2 separate regions of the Homo sapiens genome follow, and region 2 is linked to region 1. Evidence: chromatin loops called from intact Hi-C (ENCODE). Cell type or tissue: sigmoid colon. All regions are shown on one strand. Links, peaks and the distances in the headings refer to the core of each region. The heading gives the core; the rest is flanking DNA.

What was found. A loop is a pair of places that touch in the nucleus more often than their neighbours do. Peaks named below come from ENCODE experiments on the same cell type or tissue, not always from the same donor. Only the 100,000 strongest peaks of a DNase experiment are listed, where the experiment ranks them.
Region 2: a loop joins it to region 1, with 12 times the contacts of the local background. A loop is called at or near these places in 4 of 110 quality-filtered maps.

What each region holds. Positions count from the first base shown.
Region 1 is chrX:149,537,934-149,543,300 of GRCh38, reverse strand. EOLA1 (endothelium and lymphocyte associated ASCH domain 1) reads right to left here and starts at 2,289. Exons shown (of 5, transcript NM_001171907.3): 1 at 1,958-2,289; 2 at 1,216-1,282. It overlaps EOLA1-DT (EOLA1 divergent transcript), which reads left to right and starts at 3,549. Exons shown (of 10, transcript NR_027455.5): 1 at 3,549-3,600; 2 at 4,395-4,577; 3 at 5,129-5,186. RefSeq lists an enhancer at 1,739-1,948 and silencers at 2,696-2,886, 2,919-2,988, 2,999-3,308, 4,059-4,138. In sigmoid colon, for the core only: no CTCF peak of the experiment used is centred there; DNase peaks (open chromatin) are centred at 2,740, 3,080, 3,600, 3,880 and 2 weaker places; H3K4me3 peaks cover 3,027 bases; H3K27ac peaks cover 2,682 bases.
Region 2 is chrX:147,908,995-147,914,361 of GRCh38, reverse strand. It overlaps FMR1 (fragile X messenger ribonucleoprotein 1), which reads right to left and starts at 2,443. Exons shown (of 17, transcript NM_002024.6): 1 at 2,132-2,443. The coding sequence starts at 2,182. FMR1-AS1 (FMR1 antisense RNA 1) reads left to right here and starts at 2,545. Exons shown (of 2, transcript NR_024503.3): 1 at 2,545-2,720; 2 at 3,367-4,931. RefSeq lists enhancers at 2,023-2,122, 2,703-2,912 and a silencer at 2,283-2,622. In sigmoid colon, for the core only: no CTCF peak of the experiment used is centred there; DNase peaks (open chromatin) are centred at 2,051 and 2,511; H3K4me3 peaks cover 2,525 bases; H3K27ac peaks cover 1,361 bases.

The DNA of each region.
Region 1 (5,367 bases), core at 157-5,156:
CTCCTCTCCCCTTTATTCACCACCCTGAAGCCACACAGGCCTTCCATCCCCTGAGGGAACATGCCAAGCTTGTTTCTACCTCAGAGCCTTTGTCAGTTGTGATGGGTTGCATTGTGTCCTCTTAAAATGCGTATGTTGAAGTCCTAAACCCCAGCACCTCAAAATGTGGCCTTATATATAAAAACAGAGTCATTACAGAGGCAATCAAGTGAGACTGAAGCCATCAGGGCGGACCCGCATCCAATGTGGCTGGCGTCCTTATGAAAAGGGGGATTTGAGAGACAGTCACGCACACAGGGAGAACACCATGAGAAGATAAACGCAGAGATAAGGGAGATGCTTCTACAAGCTAATGAGTGCCAAAGATTGCCGGCCAGCCGCCTGCAGCTAAGAGAAAGGGACAGACCAGATTGTCTTTCACAGCCCACAGAACAAACGAACCTGGCCACCACTTTGATTTCAGACTTCCATCCTCCAGAACTGCGAGACAATGATTGTCTGTTCTTTAAGCCAGCCCTTTTATGGTCCTTTGTTTCAGCCATCTTGGCAAACTGCTGTTCCCAACACATCTGCACAGGCTAGGGCACGAGTTTGCCATTTGACAGCACATCAAGCCCATTCTTTCCACCTGACAATCTTCATCTACCTTGTTTTTCACTGCCTGGGTGATATCCCATTGTTGGTCGTCTCATAATTTGCCTGACCATTCCTCCACTGATGGAGAGTTACAAGTTGCTTCCCACTTTTGCCACTAGAAATGACATTACCTCTAACACTCGCTGTGTGAAGACATGCTGAAGGAAATGCCTCGGCCGCCTGGCACGCCCATCTAAGATGCTGATATCTGCCAGCAAATGACTTTCCACAAAGACTCACCCGTGTACCCTCCACCAACCCATCCATGGTGCCATTTCCTCACACACTTGTGGCCCCTGAGCATGATTATTCTTCTGATGAGTGACCAAAGATAACCAGGTTCCTTGGTTCTGGATTACTTCTGATGGAGGCTGAATGTCCCCCACAGGGCCTGGCCACTTCCATCGGGATAAATGGCTACAGTGAATGTTTGCCTCTTTTCTGCCGCCCAGTTTCTTAGCCAACCCTTTTCTCGTCATCACCACAAAATCACAACAGACGCCAACTGTGTGTATGTGGAATCCCTAGTAGGAACTGATGTAACTGAAAAGGCAAGAAGGGGGTTGAGTCCCCTCCTACCTGGTGCTGCAGAGAGTACCTGCTTTACGGCCAGAGGAGGAAACACTCTTCCACTTAGCTTCTTTACCTGCACAACAAGGAAGATAAAGAGGAAAGGTCATTAAGTGCAAGACAGCAAAGCTGGTTAATGGCCCTAAGAAGGTCATGTACTTAGCAGGCATTGGAAACCAAGAAGAGCTGGGAGGCCTGGTCTTATCAGTAACACACATGTGCACATCACAGTTTGGTTCTGCTAATCACAGCAGTGGGACCCTCCGCACCTGTCTGGGTCAAGGACCACAGGGTGCACCAGCCCGCAGGGCAGAAAATCATTTCACCATGTTGAGCAGCATTCTTGCAGCCAAGCATGCTCCATTCGAAGGGAGAAAAATGACACTTCCCCTCCCATTGTCACGGGGCGAGTGTTTGGGACTCTAAATCCCATTGTCCTCAGCTTAATTCTGGGTAGGTCACGCTGAGCACGGCGCCACAGGCCACAGAGCTGTGCACCGCCCGGCCTCAGGTCCAGGCGAGCTCACAGCAGAAGGGCCAACGGGAGGCAGGGAAGACCGGACTGAGGTGGGGCCGCTGTGTGTGGAGCAGTACACGGGCTTTCTACTCGCAGACGCACGTCGCGGGTACACGCGCTTAGAAGGAGCGGAGCCGAGACCCTGCCGACAGCAGGGGACAGGAAAAGGCGCCTCGGTCGCGCCCCGCACGAGTTCCCAGCCCCACATCCAGGGAAACCCCAGCCCTCAGGTACCGTCCGCAAGAAGGCTGAGCACACAGGCTCCCGCAGCATGGGCCCTGGCACCTGTCAGCCCCGGCAGGTCTCACGGCCTCCGGAACCATGGACCCTGCGAGTCGTGGGTGTCTAGGGCCGACTCCGGCTTTTCGCCACAGGAATGAACAGTCCTCTGCTTCCCCGAGACCCAGCGAGGCCACCGGAGCCAGGACGATGGGCTCCCAAGCAAGGAGACGTGGGCCGCTGTGAGAAGAGGGAGCGCCTGGCTAGTGTCCAGGCTGCAAGGTCGTTGCCGCTAACTCCGGGAAACCAGTGGCCAGTGACAGGTGTTAGCGGTCTATAACTCTTCCGCTTTCATACAGCTCCCGTCATCCCTTTCACGAAGAACGTACGTGGGCGCGCAATCACGCATGTATGCACACCACGCACGTACGCGGGAGGCACGTACTCAGCCATGCATATAGACAGCAAACATTATGAATCTCGCATTCTCGAAGACACGCACTGACGACATCACGCACGTACGCACGCCCTGGCTGCTAGGAGACGCTATTCTCTTTACCTGGCCCTGATGCGCGCCAGCCAACCAGGCCAAGGCCAGGGGACCTCGAGACCGGCAGCCTCGACGAAGAACCGGAAGGAGGAAAAGGAACGGGAGGGAGGAAGAGTAAGTGGAAGGGTGGGACGAGGACACCAGGCAGGAGTTTTGGGCCCAGAGCTGCTATACCAGCAGGGAGGAGCTGGGAGAAACCGCTGGGGAGGGGGTGGAGGCGGGGCTGAGAGGAGGAGGGCGGAGCTGGGGGAGGGGCCGAGCGGGACTGACAGAAACAATTGGGGGCTGGGTTGAGGGCGGGGCTGAGATAAGAGGCGGGGTGTGGGGCAGGGCCGGGCGGGGCTGAGAGAAACCATTGTGGGCAGGGCCGTGGGAGAGCTGAGCGAGGAGAAGCTGCAGGAAGAGCTCGCGGACTCTTGAGAATCAGCAGGGGGAGGCAGGTGTCCGCTGAGAGAAGGAGGGAGGGGGAGAAAGAAATCACTGGGAGGGGCTGGGGGCGGGGTTTTTAAAGCAGCTGCGTGAGAAGTAGGGCGGGGCTGGGAGAGGCGGGGCTCTGGGGGGGCTGAGAATGCTGGGGAAGGTTTGGGGGCGGGGCTTTGGAGGCAGCCACAGGAGAAGCAGGTCGGGGCTGCGGGCGGGGCTCGGGGTGGGGCGGGGCTGAGAGAAACTGCTGGGGAGGGGGCCGAGGGCGGGGCTTTGGGAGCAGCCGCGGGAGAAGCGGGGCGGGGCAGGGAGGGGAGGGGCGGGGCAGGGAGGGGCGGGGCTGAGAGAAACTGCTGGCTGAGGTCGGGGCTTTGGAAGCAGCCCCGCGAAGAGCAGGGCGGGGCAATGGGAGAACTGAGCGAGGAGCAGCTGCGGGAGGACCCCTCGGACTCCTGAGAACCAGCTTAGGGGAGCGGGGGCTTGGGGAGGTGTAGGGTGGAATCACGAGAAAGCTCTGTGGGAGGGCCTGGTGCACAGCTCAGCTGCAGCGTGGAGCTGAGGGAAAGCCGGGCGTTCCTGGAGGAGGAGCAGGGCGGGGCTGTGGCAAAGAGGTGTGGGAGCAGATGGGGCGGGGCTGCGGGAAATTGCTGGAGAAGGGGGAGCCAAGCTGGAGTAAGGCTGGCGGGTGAGAATGGTGGGGGAGGAGCTAGTGCAGAGCTGGAGGAAAGAGCTGAAAGGTGCTGGGGTGGGCAGAGGGGTAGGAGAAGCGGGACGGGGCTAGAGGAGGCGGAGCTGGGACTGGAGATGCAGGGTGAGCAGGGTGGGGCTGCAGCAGGAACTGGGTTAGAGCTTCTGGAGGAGCCGCCTGCAAGAGGAGGGCGTAGTTGTGGGAAAGAGCTGTGGGTGGAACTGGTTAAGTGCTGGGAGGAGGAAGAGCTGGGGGCGGAACAGCTGGGGCGGAGCTGCCGGAGGAGGAGCTGGGGGTGGAGATGCTGGTGAAATGAAGCAGAGCCGAACTGGGGGTGGAGCTGTGGGTGGAGCTGGGGGAGGGAGCTGAGGCCCTTCTGTGATGCACCCTTAGGCAAGAGTCAAAACTTGCCCGCAGCGACCTAACTGCACCTCCAGTGTCTACCCCCATAGGGCACGGAAGCAGCAAGAAGGGCGGGAACACTTGACTGGGGTCTATGCAGCTCTAGGCTGAGTCTTGCAGGGCTGAGCCCCCCAGGCCTGCTCTCCTGTGTCCTAGCCGCTCTGTCAGTGCCTGCCAGTGGGGTCCGGAGGAACCGTCTCTTTAACGTCTCTTTTGCAGGTGATGAGAAACATCCCCACTCTTAATGTCTTGCCTCCTCCGACCTAAGTCGCCCAGCACACAGCCCAACTTCCCTGGCAAACTTGCTTTTCAAACTCTCTTCTCTCAGTCACGGGCTCAGGTTCTGTAGTGCTGCCATGCTTTACTCCTCTGTCCCTCCCCTTATCTAGTCTCCCGCATTGACTTCATAACCAAGTTCTGGGTCCCTGCCTCTGGAGTGCCTGATGAGACAAAACGGCTCCTCGTCCTGCATCCCCGCTGCTACTTCCAGAATTCAGGCCTCGTGGTCTGGAGCCTGCACTGTTCCATGAGCCTCCTGAGCAACCTGGAGTCCTCTGTCTTTCTTCCCTCAGGTCTGTCGTCCACATTCCATCGGCTCAGTTTCTAAGTCACAAATCTGTCCCCAGCAATCCTCTAGTGAAAACGCTGCTGGGCCTTCTCAGGTTTAAGTCCTAGCAGTTCAGGGAGTCGGCTCAGCTCTCCCCACCCTTAAGCCAAACACTCTTTGGGTTCACGCTGTGCTGTTCAGTCACTGGTCCCCACCAGCCTGCTGTTCCAGGTCTCCCTGCTTTGCACCGGCGGTTCCCATGGCCTTGTCCTGGTGCGCTCCTGGCCTCCTTCAAGGCACAACTTTAAAGTCACCTTCACAGCCCCACTCCGAGTATTAGAGACTTTCGTCTCCAGCTCTGATAGCATTTTGTACCTCCCCCGTCCCCACCCCACGTTAGGCTCTTGCAACCCAGGGTGGTAATTGCTCTGTAAGACTTGTGGCTGCCGCAGGGTCTCTTGAGTTCCTTGAAGGCAAGGCCGGTGTTTTACTCATTTCTGAAACTGGGTGCCCAGGGCACAGTATCTGCTTAGTAAGTGTTGAATGAGCAAAGGGCTGCTTTCTTGTTTTTTCTAGTGAGATGCGCCTACTTCTCCCTGGAGAAGCTCGAGGAAGCAGGAATGCTGGAGATGAGGTGAGGAGGAGAGGGTCCCTCTTTATGGGATGTAGGCCGTAGGGCTGCAGGGGACCTTCAGATCACCAGTTCCAATTCCTATGCATGCTAGCATCCCCTCCTGGGTTCCTTCCCCACAAGAATGGTTGCCAGCTTCTGCCGAACACCCCAGAACCTGCTTAGAGTGGTTTCAAATCATGAA
Region 2 (5,367 bases), core at 180-5,179, 1.6 Mb after region 1:
ACAGCAGTATTATAAGTCATATAAAAATTTCAAGCTTTTTTGTTACAGAAACTGTTCTTCCATCAGTGCAGACCATTTGAGATTTTCTTAGAAATCAAACTTAATTAAATAAACATAACAGCAATTTGTCTGACACACACTTGTTCAAGTATTAACATTTCTCCTCAGGGAACTAAGGGGCAACCAACCTATTCTTCATTCACCTTCAAGTTAAACAACTTCGTTACAAAACAAAACAAAAAAGGAGGGAATTAATAGCAAAAATAGAAGGCATTTCTTATATTCCAGTCAGTGTGCAAGCAAAATCACTGGAGCAAATCATAAGTTGCTGGAAGAGAACAATAAGTACTTCAAGGCCATAATGTGCTACTTGCCCTCTGTGATAAGCAAACTTTAGTGGCATCCAATCTAAGTTTATATCACAGGTCAATCAAAATCTTGCCTAACCATTAGCCGTTACTCACACATATATATGTATATGTATTATAGTTATTAGTGCCAGAAATCTAGTGACCAAAACCACTAATCTAGGACCGTGAACGATTCTACGCAAACTCACCAGAAGAAATTATGGATCAATAAAATCAATGAAATTAAAATTTTGACTGCAGAGTCAACTGAAACAATTTCATATTCATGAGACTGTTAAGAACATAAACGCGGGGTTACCTTTTGCCTCCTTTTACAGCAAAAGGCTTTATCTTTGTGCTCAAAGTATGGAACAGTTTACATACTTTACTCATTTATGAAATATACTGATCTCCAAATGTCTTCATAAAATTGGTAAACACAGAATAAAGTCAATTGTTTATTTTCCTATAGCCAAACGTGTCCTGTCTGAAACATTCAAGCCATTCTACAATACATTTAAGAATTGTGTTGGACACTGCTAATAGCTATTTTCCAGCCTTCCTTCCACACGCACCTTCTATTGCCAAAATACTGTAGTAAGGTGGGATATTATTGAAAGAGGTTATAGACATTCAAAAGGAAATGAGAATTTATAGATGAATTTATACAGCACCTACATACCAACAAACGCACTACTGCTACATCAAATTTGTAAATCTTCCTTTTAAAACTGAAAGGTGTTAGTTGATCTGCAATGGTGTAACTTTAAAAAGCACAGTAAACCCATGAATGCCTATATAAAGCCTCAACAATTCAGTCCACTGCAACACCACAAATTCAAAGGAAATGTGGTCAAGTTCTTAGGGGCACAAAAATATTTTCGCTCAGTTAAAAAAAAAATGCCCTAGTAATAATATACTCTCAGTTAATTACCTGAAGTTTCATGGCATATATTTAGGTCTTTGGAAACTTAAACACACACACACAATTTTTAAGTAGCAGCGCTGCTAATGGTTTTAGACGCTGAAGCATGTGCATTCCTGAATTTACCCCGTTTAACAAAAAGGGGGACGCGAATATTCACGATGATCAACTTCTTCAATGCACTGCTGGGCCATGTTAGGGTCTTCCTGAAACTTTTGGATCTAAAATCTCCTCCGAAATCCACAAAGAGAAGCCACTAAAAATCAGTTGCCATTGTGATTTGGTGCCGACTACCGCTTCTTACTACTCTTTCTTCACAGCCCTCGCCCAGAACAGTGGAGCTCTCCGAAGTCCCAATGCTAGACCGGAAAAGAGAAGCCAAAGGAGACCTGAAGCCCTCTTGGCGCTGCAGGAGGCGGCCCGGCTGAAGCGCCCCCCGCTCCTCCACAACTACCCACACGACAGGCCCGGATCCCGCTGGGAGATGATGTTTAGGAAAGGGGGAATAAGCCATCGCCGTCACTTAGCGCCGATTTCGGCCCTTCCCGCCCGGCTCTAGTACCTGCCGCCGGCCCTCGCCCATCCCCAGCTCACCCCGGCGGGGCTCGGCGCCGAAAGAGAACCCTCTCCTCGCTGGTCTCTCATTTCGATAGGCGCTAGGGCCTCTCGGAGTCGGAGAGGGGCTTCCAACAGGCCCCAAGTCCAGTCCTTCCCTCCCAACAACATCCCGCCGAGCGTGCCCTGGCACCCAGGCGCGGTGCTCGGGAAGAGGGCCCCGGGCCTGCCTCCCGCCGACACCAAGAAGAAAAGGGAGGGAAGGAAGGGCGAAGATGGGGCCTGCCCTAGAGCCAAGTACCTTGTAGAAAGCGCCATTGGAGCCCCGCACTTCCACCACCAGCTCCTCCATCTTCTCTTCAGCCCTGCTAGCGCCGGGAGCCCGCCCCCGAGAGGTGGGCTGCGGGCGCTCGAGGCCCAGCCGCCGCCGCCGCCGCCGCCGCCGCCGCCTCCGCCGCCGCCGCCGCCGCCGCCGCCGCCGCGCTGCCGCACGCCCCCTGGCAGCGGCGCCTCCGTCACCGCCGCCGCCCGCGCTCGCCGTCGGCCCGCCGCCCGCTCAGAGGCGGCCCTCCACCGGAAGTGAAACCGAAACGGAGCTGAGCGCCTGACTGAGGCCGAACCCCCGGCCCGCTGCGGGTGTAAACACTGAAACCACGTCACGTGATCAACGCTGTTCCCTCCCCCCGCGGGCTCAGCCCCTCGGCCCCGCCCTCTCTCTTCAAGTGGCCTGGGAGCGCGCGCATGCGCGCTGCTGGGAACCGGCCGGGGTGCCGGGTCGAAAGACAGACGCGCGGGCCGGGCGTGCGCGGGCTTGGTGGAGGGCGGGAAGGCTGAAGGGCGGTGACAGGTCGCACTGCCTCGCGAGGGCCAGAACGCCCATTTCTGCAGAGGTGCACTCAGTGGCGTGGGAAATCAAATGCATCCGGTTATCCCAGTTCGGCCTCTCTGGGATTCCGCGGGAGGGGGTGTCTGGTCTGGTTTGGTTTGGTTTGGTTTGGTTTGGTTTGGTCCGGTTCAAAGTAGCGCAGTCTGACTGAGCGGGAGGTGGAGTGGAAGGCGAGAATAGGGGTGAAGGATTAGACAGAAGAAGACTTTGAACTAGGAACAGTGGCAACCAGGGTGACCCAGGCTTTTGTGACCCGTAGAGGCAGAAGGTGAGGCGTCTACGCCCTCTCTCACCAGATTTTGGGCGGCCCTGTGGAGACACCCTGTGCCCTTTAAGGGACATGGATTGAGTCGGGATCTCAAAATGTGAGCCTTTCCTCAGACCCAGCTTTGACCCACGTACTCGCCTTTCCTCAACTCATTTTCATACTTTCACTTGACTATATATTTTTTAAAAATTGTGTTAAGCACTTGAGGTTCATTTCTGCCCCTACTGTATGTGCACCCTGTGCCAGAGGGTGGGGTGAACACGTGTGTAGCAGTCATGCGTCCTGTCCACAGGGGCCGATGCACCTCCTTGCAACCCTTTACATTCCACTGTGAAACAAACCTCAACTTTTTCTTATTCCTGTTTTTACACCGTGCTTATAGCTGCCTTAATCCATGTTCCCTTCGGGATGCTGGTATCCAACTGAGAAGTTGACGGAGCATCTATCGTGTGCCAGACACTGTGCTAAGTGCTAACGAGAAATCGGTGAGCAAAACAGAAAAGAAAAAAAAAGAAGAAACGACTGCCAGCATTGAACTTAGTACCTAGCAAAGTAGGTGGACATAAATCAAATTGTCAGACAAGTAAATGAGTAGTTGCAGCTGTGATAAGGGGTATGAAGAATAGGCGCTTCCATGATGGCGGAACATGACCTAGTCTGGGGTGGAGAAGGGGAGATGATTCCAGCTGGAATATGGCAGGTGAGAGTTAACTAATAGCACTGAGTTGGCAGAGGCAGGATGACCTGCCCCAGGCAGGTGCCCCAGAATGAGAGGATGTTGCTGCTGGTGGAACTCCAGCTTTAAAGCGGTGGATCTAGGGCCACATTCCTCAAGGCCATAGCAAACAGGAAAGACCTTTTGGACTAGGGTCTTTGGAGTAGTCACATGAGGCCAAGAACCCAATAGGGCTGAAAGAGAATCTCATCATAGGCTGAATGGGAGCAGAGCATTAGCTGCAACTCCAATGTATTATAGTAAAAGGGGACACATTGATTAGAATGATTATACCCCTCCAAGTGTAAGCTGTTGTTCAATTTACCCAGGGCTTAAAAATATGTCAACTCTTCACAACCATTTTTACTACAAGCCACACTCAACCTGTGTTGTTCCCTGAACCTGTGATGCACTTTCATCCGTTCATGTCTCTACACATCCTTCCTGGGCCCCATAGAGGCCCTGCACCTTAAGGTTTTCAGCTGGATTCCTATTAGCTAGTTATTTTATCTCAGGTACAGAGAGTTAACTTTGCTCCTCAATTTTCAGCACATTGTCATATCAGTCCCTACAGGGTCCTTGTTTACATTATTTTATAGTGTTTATATTATTTTTTCCTCATCTTTCTCGATCCCCACTCTCATTCTTCTAGACACAAGCTGCAATATGTTCGATAGAGATCCTTGATAATTTAACACAGATAATGTTTTGTTTATGCCTCTTGCATTTACAGAGATGGTATTGGACTGTAAATCTCTATTTCCCACTGTTTTACTCAACAGTCTGTTTTTGAGCTATACCCACATTGCTGTGTGTACACCTAGTTTGCTACCGAGTATGCCAGAAATTTTATTCATACATATCCCTACTGATCGGGCATCTAGGTTACTGCCAACTCCCTGAAGTCATACTGTGGTGAAAACCCTTGTGAATGTCTTTACAAACCTTTGCCAGAACTTATTTTGTGCTCTTGTAGAACTTTGTGCATACCCTCTGCTTCCTCATTACACTGCTTGGCATATAGCAGAGACTCAACAAATGTTGAATACCTCTACTATGATGGTTAGTGTACTAGAATAATTTATTTATATTTCTGTTTTCCTTATTGGATTATTAGTACCTTCCAGACAGGGCAAATGTCTTTTCTATCTTTGTGTCCCTGGCACATTAAAAGTGGTTGATTTCAAGGTATGTTCAATGAATGAATAAATACTTATCTTCACTGCCAGTACATACTGCAACTTAGTCTTCCCCACTTGACTCTGAGTCTCAGCCTTACTCTGATCTCTAGCTTTTGATATTTCCCCTTTCAAGATAGCTTACCTGAATTCAGACACTGAGCTCAGGCCTGATCATGAGCCTGCTCTTCCAAAGTCCTCTCTCTCTCTCTCTCTTTCTCTCCTGTCTCTCGTTACAGGCAGCTCCTGCCTTCCAGTTCGTTGCTCAAGCCTAAAACTGAGACATTTTGACCCTCTTTCACACATCAGATCCATCAGCAAATCATTGTAGAATCCAGACTCTGTTTCTGATCATTTGCTCAGCTAAAACCATAGTCCAAGCTTCCATTCTCTTACCTGCATTATGGCAGCAACTTCTTCGCTGGTATCCCTGCAGTCACTGTCCACTGTTGTACCCTCTCTGACAGTTCTCAGCACAGAAGACAGAATG